2 separate regions of the Homo sapiens genome follow, and region 1 is linked to region 2. The links are chromatin contacts, found by Hi-C or POLR2A ChIA-PET in ENCODE. All regions are on one chromosome and are shown on one strand. Each heading gives the region's core, a stretch centred on a gene start or an enhancer-like site at or near the end of the contact. The rest is flanking DNA. Distances are from core to core; before and after follow the strand shown.

Region 1 (5,820 bases), core at 1,848-4,347, 270 kb after region 2:
AGGGACAGTAAGAGGTTGGAGTAAATAATACCAGTATGAATACTAATACTCTGAATAAGGACAGCTGACAAGCATTGGTTGCTTAATGGGTGCCAAGCACAGGGCTAAACACTTTACCTAAATTATTGTGGCACTATAGCTGCCTTTGAGTAGGAACTATTTTTTAAAATATTATTTTTAATTTTGGTGTAATACATATAAAATTTGCCATCTTGATGGTTTTTAAGAGTACAGTTCAAGCCTGGGCATGGTGGCTCACGCCTGTAATCCCAGCACTTTGAGAGGCCGAGGTGGGCAGATCACTTGAGCCCAGGAATTCAAGTCCAGCTTGGCCAACGTGATGAATCCCCACCTCTACTAAAAATACAAACATTAGCTGGGCCTGGTTGCATGCACCTGTGGTCCCAGCTACTCAGAAGGTGGGGATGGGAGGATTGCTTGAATCCAGGGAGTGGAGGTTGCAGTGAGCCAAGATTGCCCCACTGCACTTTAACCTGGATGACAGATCGAGACCCTGTCTCAGAAAAAGAAAAAAAAAAAAGAGTACAGTTCAGCAGTGTTAAATACATTCATATTGCTGTGTAATCAGTCTCCAGGCCTCTTTCATCTTGCAATCTGAAACTTTGTACCTATAAGCAACAGCTACCCATTTTCCTCTCCTCCAGCCCCTGGCATCCTCCATTCTACTTTCTTTCTCTATGAATGTGACTACTCTAGGTTCTGTATCTAAGTGGAATCATACCGTATTTGTCTTTTTGTGACTGGCTTATTTCACTAAGCGTAGTGTCCTTAAGGTTCATCCATGTTGTAGCATGGGTCAGAATTTCTCCTTTTTAAGGGTGAATTATATTCTGTGGTAATGAATATACCACATTTTGTCTATCCATTTAGGTACTATTTTTTAACCTCCATGTTATAGAAGAACAGCAACCAGAGACTTCAAAGGGTTAATTAAGTAAGTGGCCCAAAGTCACATAGTCAGTAGTGGAGACTAATTTTACCTAAGAATGGCATGTGATCAGGAGTAAGCAGATATTGGATTCTAATTGGCAAGAGTGTGACAAATCAGGGTGCTTCTCAACTGGATGGTGACACCTCCTTACACCTTGCTATGGCATTTCAATAAAGCAAGTGTTCCAAAGGGCTGTACGCAGCTATGCTTCCTTTCTTTTGTATTGGGCTCTAGGAAGCCCATAGCTAAATTTAAAGCTCACCTCTAGCAAATGGTATGAGACATCCAGCTCTTATTTTTTGTATCCCTTTCTCCTTTCTTTGCTTTATTTTCTCCTCTCCTTACCCACTTTCTCACTTAAATCATGAACTATTAGCATCTTTTGTCAGGTACCTCAGATCATTTCTGGAACAAGGCAGAATATATAGATATGTGGCATGATATCTAATATTTTAGTAATTATTAAGTCTGTGGAATAGTAGGCCAAAACTGGCCATGATTTTTCTGACTTGACTCTGCTCGTCTTCTTCTTCTTCCTTTTTTTTTTTTTTTTTTGATGGAGTCTCACTCTCTTGCCTAGACTGGAGTGCAGGGCGTGATCTTGGCTCACTGCAACCTCTGCTTCATGGGTTCAAGCCATTCTCCTGCCTCAGCCTCCCGAGTAGCTAGGACTACAGGCACTTGCCACTACACCCCACTAATTTTTGTATTTTTAGTAGAGACGGGGTTTCACCATGTTGACCAGGCTGGTTTTCAACTCCTGACCTCAGGTGATCTGCCTGCTTCAGCCTCCCAAAGTGATGGGATTACAGGCATGAGCCACCACACCCCACCTAACTCTGCTCATAATGCAATGTTTCATCTGGGCAATGCCCTGCCCCTTTCTGAGTCTCACTTTTCTCACCTGAAAGAGGAGGTTACTGTTGATGACAGTGAACATTTAGGCTGTGCTGAGTTTTACACTAAGCATCCTGTCTCTAACTCTCCCAACACTCCCACAAGGCAGGTGCTATTATCCCCATTTTACTTTTGAGAAAATTAAGGCCTAAAGAAGTGAGAAAGCTTGTCCAAACCGCTATAGCTCTTGGGCAAAGGCATTAGTGACCAATGTGTATTTGACTCCAAAGCCCAGGATGTTAGCCACAGTGCAGGGCTACTATCCTTTTATACAATCTGTCAGGCTTCTTCCATCCGTGGCATGTATTCATCTAATTTTATTAAATCTTTATTGAGTTTCCACTTAGGTGCCTTGCACTGTTCTGGGCATTATCCCAGTACTCGATTTAGAGCAAAGAGTAAGACACACACAACAACGATCTCTTGGTGCTTACACGCTGCTGCAGGTGTGTGAAGGAGGCAGATAAAGGAACACTTAAACAAGAGGGACTGATAAGTAACCCAAGGGAGGAGTCACAAAGGGCATTCTGACTGTGAGTGAGTGGGGAAGGACTCTGGGAGGTTATGTTTAAGCTGAGATCTGAGTGACAAGGAGGCCACCTTGTAGAAGTTGGGGGAAGAGCACTGCAGGCAGTGGAGACGGTCAATGCAAAGGTCAAGGCTGTGAAGTGGGAAGGAGTTTGTGTTTGAGGAACAGAAGGAGACTGATGTGCTGGCAGGATGTGGGCTGCAGGGGAAGAAGCAGGAGAAAAGAATAGGGTCTAGCAGGTGGTGGTAAGTGAGAGACCTGAGCTTCTTAGACCTGAGTCCAGATGTGATGGGTTATGTGTTACAGGCATCTTTCCAGCTGCTGTGGAGGGAACCTGATAGTAAAAGGGAGTCAAGGGTAGAAGCAAGAAGGTTAGGCTAGACTTTTACCGTAATTCAGGTGTGATGTGGTGGTAACTTTGACTAGGGCATAGAAGTTGGGCAGGAGAGGTAAGTTTGGGGCATGTTTGGGAGTGATCGTCTATAGGATCTCAAGTGTGATTTCCTTCAGAGAAATGCTGAGCTAAATGGGCAGGAATCTGGGATACTCAGAGGGAAATGAAAATAGGTGCCCTAGGGGGTTGCCCAGATAAGCAGCTGGCGTTCCAAGACCAAAGAGTATCTGTTTCTCACCCCTCTCCCATTTAGTTTCTAACCTTGAGCTTTGGGCCAGTGCACAGAGGATGGTGGCTTCCTGCCTTTGGCTTCCCAGCTGAGAGCTGTTGGAACGCCCCAAAATAAGCCCTGCAGAACGTGCAGCTTCCTTTGCTCTCCCTGGGTATTTTTGTAAAACATTCTTTCCCACCAAGAATGAGGAACGTTCAGAGTGATGCTGACTTTATGGGCTGTATTTAACATGTTGTTTTTTCATGGTGTTGTCTGTTCATGCAGAGATTTCTGTCTCCTGTAAACTCCCTGGTAAGGAATCTTCAATCTCCATGTGAGATGGGTCTGGAAGGCTCAGTGGGAGCCCAGAAGAGCTGGGGTTTGAAAGCCTCTCCTTGTCTTGAGGACTGGACTGCGGTCCAAGGGCACCTACCAGCCCTCTTTTTTCATTTACATTTGAATTCACAGTTGCTGCCCTTTGGCAGTTCCCTGTAATTCCTTTTAACAGGCTGGGCTTTCCTGCAGATACTTCATTTTTCAGGTCTTGGAGAAGTTAGGTAGTGGCTGAATCAGGTAGAGAATCCAAAATTCTGACCAAGCCCCATCCTCTAGCCACCAGGCCAAAGCAACTTAGCTTGTGACCTCATCCTCCTGTGTATCCCCTGGCAATCTTATACTATAATCAGCCTAAGCCCAGAGATGCTCAGAAATCATACACTAAGTCATCTAAAACTCATTTCTGAGGCTTTCTCATGCGCCCCTCTTGCAGTCTGTAGTTACCAGGTTTTCAAATAATTAGCATAATCTCTTAAAAACAGTGTTTTGTTATTGCTCATTCAAGTTTCTTCTAAAATTTCTTTTATATTACCTATTCATTGAGTTGACAAACATTTATTGAGTTCTTACTGTATGCCAGGCATTGTGCTAGGTGCTGGGGATTGATTCAAAGATAATTTGGAGGCGTATGGAAGGGGAGTGGATAATTACAGCACAGTGAGATAAGTGCTATAATAGGGGGATATATAAAGAGCCAGAAATAGCACTATGAATAACATCTTTGAACAAATTGCCTTCTTTTTTCCTTTTGGATTATTCCCTTATGTATATTGCCCAAAGTGGGATTACTGGGTCATTTAAAAGATGAAAACAATTTGGCACAAAAAGATGTAATGACTTGCCTGGGGAATACAGCTCAATTTTCAACAGAGAAAGAAAAAATTGTTGACAAATCCAGATTTAGATCACTTTACCAGGAAGATGGGGCAGTTTTTATACTACCCTTTCAACATGGTGGCTTTTAGGGGCGGGGTGGGGGGGATTTATTCTAAACATGTTAGCCTGCGTGTAGGAATCACACGTCCTCATATTTAATCTCACAACTTGATTGTTCTCACAAGAACCTAGCTGTATACATATTATCGTTTCCATTTTACAAATGAAGAAACTGCACCCTTGATAAAAGGAAGTAAGTTGCTCAAAATTCCATAGTTAATAAGTGTAGAATCCAAGGGTCAAGCACAGTTCCTTTTATTCTTTGACTCTATCCTGTTCCCCATGCTGTGTTTACCAATTGAGGGTACCTGTGCTCTAGCCGGGGCCCGGAATTTAATATTTAATGAGTCACGGAGGCTCTTAAGATGATGGTCAGGCTCTATGAAATAGGTGTAGATTTTCTTACCTCTGAAGTCATAGCCAGGGAACAATGTCTTTCTGTATATTGACCTGAAAGGACCCAAGGGCGCATTATTCCTGACCCTGGCTCAGGTGCTGAAAGGCTATTTGCATAGCCCTACTGTTAGAGCACAGAATCCCAAGTAAAGCTGAAACCATGCCACAGTTTTGCTGTGAAACATTTATTACTTTTCTAGTACTTAACAGTATTAAGTAAAAACTCCTGCCCCTGGTATCCAGGACCTGTCATAAATGGACACCAACATCGGTCCACTGTGGGTCCATGTGGGTCCTTGATGCTCCTGCTTACATATCTTTAAATCAAACACATTTCCTACCAACCCCCAGATATATCTTGCACTTTCTCACCTTCATGCCTTAGCACATGCCTTTCCTTTAGCCTGAGATAACCTCTCCAATCTTCATTCATAGAACTCCCAATCCTCCTGTAAACTTCTGCACAGACGCCATCTTGGGAAGGGAATAATCCTTGATCACCACCTGCTCTCCCATCCATTAGAAGTGATCTCTGTGTTCTCTGTTCTGCTAACTCAACCACAGTTAGCTGTGAGGCAATAGAGTACAAATGTATGCTGCATATGAGCATGGGATATGGATTTGAATCCCGGCTGTGATACTTCCTCACTGTCAGTTAACTTGCTTGAGCCTGAGTTTTCCCATCTGCCAGATGGGTGTGATACAATAGGTGCTCCCCCTGAAACCCACCATGTTGACAGGAGTAGTATAAAAATGGTCTGATTCTCCCGGTGAGGTCACGTAAATCTGGAATCGTCAACAATTTTCCTTTCCTTTGTTGTCATGACTTTTTTTTATGACATCACCTCATGTCATGTCACCGTGTGGTATGAAAATTTGCATTGTTACCTGTGCTTCTTCTGTGGCACTTGTCCTCCCTTACTTGATGTCTTATCTCTCCTTCTAGACTGGGAGCTCTTCAAGGGCAGGGAGGGCATTGCATCTTTGAAGGCCTTGACATATGGATACTGCTACAAAGTTTCCTTTAAGGGAAAGGAGGATTCCATACAACCTAAGTGGTGACATCAGCACAGGCTCATTACTAATCTCATGTCACGAGGTTTCAGGCCTGGCTGAGAACTCTGTGAGCTCTGTGATGTTGAGCTTCAGGCACATAGAGTACAAGCTGG
Region 2 (5,873 bases), core at 2,057-4,556:
TGCATGTCAAAAAGTTCTTTCTAAGCTGGGTGCTGTGGCACACACCTGTAGTCCCAGCTACTTGAGTGGCTGAGGCAAGAGGATCCTTGGAACCCAGGGGATTCTAGGCTGTAGCGCTATCATTGTGCCTGGGAATAACAACTGCACTCCTGCCTGGACATCATAGAAAGTCCCTGTCTAAAAAAAAGTTATTTTAGGTTTAAACAAAACCTACCTCCATTTATTATATTCGTTTTGACTTTATTTCTGTATTTGAGATTCCGCTTAATAAATCCCAATGCTTCATTTTTACATCCCTGCAGGTATTTAAATTCAGCTGTTAATTGTGGTTGTTGAAGTCAATGTCATGAACAGAAATCAAATTTACTCAGAAATTGTTTAGGGGGATATTCAAATTCTAAAAGAAGAGTATTATGTGGCACTTCCAACTTGGAAAGGACCAAAGGAATAAGCATTGGAGGGGGAATCAGGAGACTTACCTTCTAATTGGGTCCTGTGACTATTTCTATGAAAATTCATGTCACTGTATCTGCCACTAATTAGCAGATGGCTCTTCCAGGGCAGGGACCTCACATTTCTGGACCACAATTCCCTTAACTGTAAGATAAAAGGGTTGAGCAAAATAGTGTTTATTCTCCCTCAGTCACTGACTTGGACTCAGTTAACCAGTGGTGGTTCTGAGATCCAAACCCACTTCATTTTGAAATCCCCTTTAATATACCATCATTGGAAAAGAGTTGTACCAATCCCTTAAGATGGACCAACCCAGTTGGGTGTCAGTTTTAGTGACCATGATTACTGGTCACTAACTGTCCCACCTCCATTTCCTGTGAAAGCAAGTTCATCTAGGGATAGAGCAGATTTCATCAGATTTTCATTTGTTTTGAGCTAAGCTGCTTACTAGTAGCCAGAGAAGGGTTGATAAGGAGAAAGCAAGCAATAAACAAACAGACTGAAATTTCGTTCCAGATCTTAAAATTGACCCATGCGTGGGACAGGACCCTTCCATAGACATGTTTAGGGCCAGTGACTCTGGTCTTCTCCCTACATAAATGGGACTCACCTGAGCAAAGTAGTTCTCTGTCTGTGGAAACCCTATATGAATAATGATCCCCAGCATTTATGTGGAAGAAGGCCACACTAGCCCAGGGGAAGTACTGGAAAGTATTTATGTGTCTAGAGATTCCAGCTAGTCAATGTCACAGCTAAGACTGAAACAGCTGTCTCGGGACTCAGTGTTCCAAGAGTTCCCCTGTTAGAATGTATTAAGCAGCTACTCCATGCTAGGTACCGTGCTAAACTCTTCAATACATCTTATCCCCTTTAATCTCTATTAAAAGCTCTGGGAAAGCAGGGATTTCAGCTGTCTTGTTTATAATTTTATCTCAGTCTCAAGAACATCACCTGACACTTAATAGAAGCTCATTAACTATCTGTTAAATAAATTTAAATAAGCAAATTAATGAGGGAGAGGTTAATACCCCCATTTTAAAGATTAGGAAATTAACGCTCAGAGAGATCAATGGACTTGACCAAAGTAAAACAAACAAACAATAATAGCAGAGCTAGCATTTGAGCACAGGTTTTCTGAGGTCAAGGTCAGTGCTCTTCCCAACAGAGCATAGCTGCCTCTCAGCTTAACCACCTTAAAAACCGAAAATAAAATCCAGTTTAATCCTTTCAAAAATGTAAAGTAAAATTTGTGGAGCAAGCATACATTTCTTAATGCTCATCAGTTTTTTAGCCATCCAAAGCCTTCAGAAATCATAAGTGACCGTGAATGATTTTCCCACATAAGCAATATTAAAGAGATTTAAAAGGATTCCATTCAACTGGAAAACAAAAATAAACAACAATAACTACAAAGAAAGCTTGCAAATTTCATGGATATCAGGAATGTCTTTCTGATGGAAAACATATTTCCCCCAAAGGTCCTGTGGCCCTGGAGAACACTGATTTGAAACGTAAGTAAGTAAGAGACAGAAGCTGACCGTCAGGGAACAGCGGGTTAGGAGGGCGTGCCAGCATATCTTGTGGAGGACCCATGGACTCTTCACTTTTAGTTGTCTACCTTTCCCATCCCTCTCCTCCACCACAGTTGTGCAAAGGGATAGGACGTACACTAATTCTTGAGGACCCTGTAACTGTGGACAAGGACCTCTTGACTTCAGCTTTCCCAAGTGTAAAATAGAGGGATTGTCCTAAATGACACCTAGGAGCCCTTTCCTCTCTGCCACAGCCTCTCTTTCCCTTTCCTCTGTCCTTCCCGCTTCTCTTCCACCTAGCTCTAGACGGCGCAGGCACTGGGTCCCAAAAGCGGCTTTGGGGACTCCCCGCCCTGCCGCTGCTGGAGCCTCCTCATGCAGCTGCACAGCTAACCGCTGCCTCACCCTGCACTGCTGACCACTCTGATTTACCTATGCAGATGAGGCAATAAATATACAAGATCTGCTGAAAGTGAAAAGTCCCTCATTCCTCACATTACTTTTAGCCTTCACTTTCCCTAAGCCAAGGGACAATGAATGACCAAGATAAGCCTCCCTTTCCAACACTGGCCTGCCTTAGGGACTCACCGTCTGCACTCCGCCTGCACAGGTGGAACTGAGTTCAGATGAGGGAGAATTGCTTTCCATTGTTCAGTAGGCTTTTTGTAATTTCTAGTTTTGCTTACCTTTCCTACTCACCACACACACAAAACAGTGTGAGCTTTCTCATTCTAGTGCATAAACACAGGTCGGTCAATACCCACAAGTGTTCCAAAAGGTGAGCTGGCATTGCTGCCCAACTGGGCATTATAGTCCCTTCTGTCCCTGCCCATCAGGCTTGCCTTCCTCGGCAACCTTTCTAGCTTGAATTGTACTGTGACTCCTTCTCACGGACCACTCCCGGAGACTGGTGAAAGTTGGGCCCATTCTTGAAGCCTCTGCTTCTAAATCATGTTTTCCATAAAGTCTCCCTCATCGTGCTTGCTTCCACCTTCTCCTATTTGGAATTACTGGTGGGCTCTTCCACTGTCCCATAGCAAGTGTTCTATACATTCTGAAGGCACATTTGAATATATACTTTGTCATGGTTGCTTGGAACCATGTCGTCTTTTCCAAGTAGGCTGTGAACATTCAGTGGCATGGATCATACCGTGCCCATGTTAAAATTATTCACTGGCCTGACTAAAGGTAATCATAACTCTTGATGCCGACTAATACTGCAGACACTTTTCTTTCCTACGGCTTCTACACTGGGGAAGACATATGGGGCTATATAAGGGTTAAATAGAAGCTCTGTGATTCATTCAGTCCCACCCTAAAATGCTTCTTCCAGCTTCTGTTGACTTCTCCTGTTACCAAGCATAAAACAAACATTACTGTCTCCCTCTCCCTCATACCTATTTTCTTGGTCCCCTGGGTTGCACTCCCTTGCCAGGCTCTTTTCTTTCTGATCCAGCTTTCTTTGAACATATTTATTTGCGTTTCACTCAACACGTGTCTCAAATTGCATCACCAGTTTAATTTGAGTTTTAAGCTAAGATGCTAGAGCTTTTCTCTTTCCTGTCCCAACAAGTACTCTTCATTCATGTCTTTATTAATTCTTCAGATAACTAAACAGCAGCCAAGACTTTGAGGGATGCAAATTCGAAAGTGATCCCTTTCCTGACTGCAAGGTGATCCCCGTCTGGTAGGGGAGATAGGACATGCACAGAAATAGTTAAAATACCAGGTAGATGGCAATAGGAACCCTTAAAGGGCAGGCCAAGTAATCGAGTGTTCTATACACTCCTGAGGGGGGAGGGGTCATTCCTCTGGGAAGGAAAGAAGAGGGTAGGATTAGGAAAGACTTCACAGGGGAGGTGGCATTTGAAGTGGGCCTGAAAGAGTGAGGTTGGATTTCTACTTGCAGGGTAGGAGAATTAAGCAGAGGGAGAAACACACTAGCAAAGGCTGGAGATGGAAAAGTACAGGACGAGAAGAGTGAGTCGTTTGCCTGGGTTGCAGCACTGCATGCTCAGACGGGAGCACTGAGGAATACAGCTGAACAGGTAGGTTGAGATCCATGTTGCGGGGTGGAAAGGAGCCGGAAAGGACTGGCACAGGGAGACCAGTTGGGAGGCTTTTGCAACCTCCTGAATGAGAAGTGAGAGGGCGGTGGTAGTTAAGAAAAGTAGGATGGGTGTGAAAAATGTTTCAACAGAGATGCCTAAATTCTTCCAACTCACCTTGACTAATTCTGCTTAATAATGCATACACCTGTTTTCATTGCAAGCATTGTGCTACCTCTCCCTGCCCCCACTTTAGAAGCTTATCATTTTATCTTCCAGGTGCATGACTTTCTGCCCAATTACTTGTTTTCAACCCATCAGAGCAAGTCAAGCATGCATCTCAGAAGTCTCACTGTCACACTTGGCCTAGGTTGCCCCCGTGCACTGTCTCTGTTCTCAGTATTCTGCCTCTGCATACCCACAGAACAATAGCTCTAAGTTTCCCAGACCCTCGTGTGGAGGCTTGGTCAAAAGGCGAAACCTGAAGAAATACTTTAGCACAGGATGAAGGAGGAAGTGGCAGAAGGGTAAAACCAACCCCTGTCAAACTTCACCAAGTGGCTCTGCCCCGGACTCAGCTCCACCACATCCTACTCTTATTGGGAGGCCAAGCAAGAAGGACTAAGGTGACTGGGACCTGGGCAGTGGGAGAATGGGCAGTGGGAGAAAGATCATGAGGAAGCAGAAGGGGCTTTGTTTTGGTCCAGGGAACCAAATCCAGCACTATAACCGCCACCAGTCCTGGGAGTCACTGGCAGAAAAAATCAGAACAGGGAATGCAAAGGTGCTGCTCTGCCTCTACTGAGCACCCCTCCCCATCTCTAAGACTCATTCTTATATTCTATAAAATGGGGATTATGACATCCACCTGTGTGTCCTGTTGACCTGTTTGTAAAGGTAGAATAAGGTAAGTGAGTATGAAAGCACTTTAAACATGTAAAGCACTATATTACAGGCTTTTTCTCACTCAACTGACCCTAGTCATTAGGATGGGTAGACATGACAAGAAGGAAGAAGAATGCAGATGCCGGGGAGCAGAGACTGTGAACATCTCAATTTTGCATAACAGAACTATGGTGATTGGTCTTATGGAGCAGCTAGTCCAGGTTCTCATTTGACAAGGAAGCTAAAGCCCAAAGAGGGGAAATGAATGTTCCATGGTCAAGAGATGATTCAGAGGACAAACCCTGGTCCCACGGATGCCAGGCCAGTCCTTTCTCCACCCCACACCTCTGGTTGCCCAGTGTGAAGGTCTCTAGGATGGAGACCGCAGGCCCAGAGTCCAGGCGTGCTCAATTCCTGAATTACTGGTGAGTAAGTCACACAACTGAAACTAAGGAAGAGCTTAGCATGGGGCTGGATATCAGACACCATTTCTTTAAATCATTAGGTTTAGAATCCTGGATAACCATTTCCTAAGATCCAGAGCATTCATGTCCTGAAAAGGAAGACTCAGTTTCAAGTTTCCTATTGCCCTTTTCTCCTCTATCCCCATGAATTATTTGGGCTCTGTGATAGGAGAAAAACGGATGATTCCTCTGACTAGCTAGTAGCTGTTAAGTATCAAAGGCATAGCGAGTGGCAATCCTGCAACAAACATGTATAAGTACCTTACCTTGTTTCATCTTCATGACAACCCTGGTAGTAAATCATCTCAGTACTCTCAGTTAAACACACACACACACACATACACACACCCTGAGACTCATAGAACTCAAGTGTCTTCAGTCACAGGCCAGTGCCAGGTGGTGTCTCTCAAGACCTCCCCAAAGTACAGCAAGCGTTTTTATTTTAATAGGAAACAACAGCCTCTACTTCAAATGCTTTTAGAATGAGCTCT

The links. Hi-C counts contacts between places; a loop is a spot of excess contacts on that map. ChIA-PET counts read pairs that join two places held with the same protein, here RNA polymerase II (POLR2A). Pooled maps may share reads with other maps.
Region 1: a pooled map shows a loop between it and region 2 (9-fold over the local background). The contact joins two enhancer-like sites. A Hi-C loop is called at or near these places in 1 of 50 pooled maps. POLR2A ChIA-PET finds 5 or more read pairs at or near these places in 2 of 52 experiments (OCI-LY7 and PC-9).

What each region holds. Positions count from the first base shown.
Region 1 is chr3:188,214,785-188,220,604 of GRCh38, forward strand. The region is part of intron 1 of LPP (LIM domain containing preferred translocation partner in lipoma); the gene reads left to right. Among named protein-coding and RNA genes, the nearest start is that of FLJ42393, 39 kb to the left of the region's middle. Within about 2 kb of position 3,098, at least 4 of the 41 ENCODE cell types and tissues checked have a DNase peak (open chromatin) inside an H3K27ac peak, as active enhancers do; they include OCI-LY7, where a contact is called at or near this core.
Region 2 is chr3:187,940,490-187,946,362 of GRCh38, forward strand. No RefSeq gene overlaps it. Among named protein-coding and RNA genes, the nearest start is that of LINC01991, 33 kb to the right of the region's middle. Within about 2 kb of position 3,307, at least 3 of the 41 ENCODE cell types and tissues checked have a DNase peak (open chromatin) inside an H3K27ac peak, as active enhancers do; they include OCI-LY7, where a contact is called at or near this core.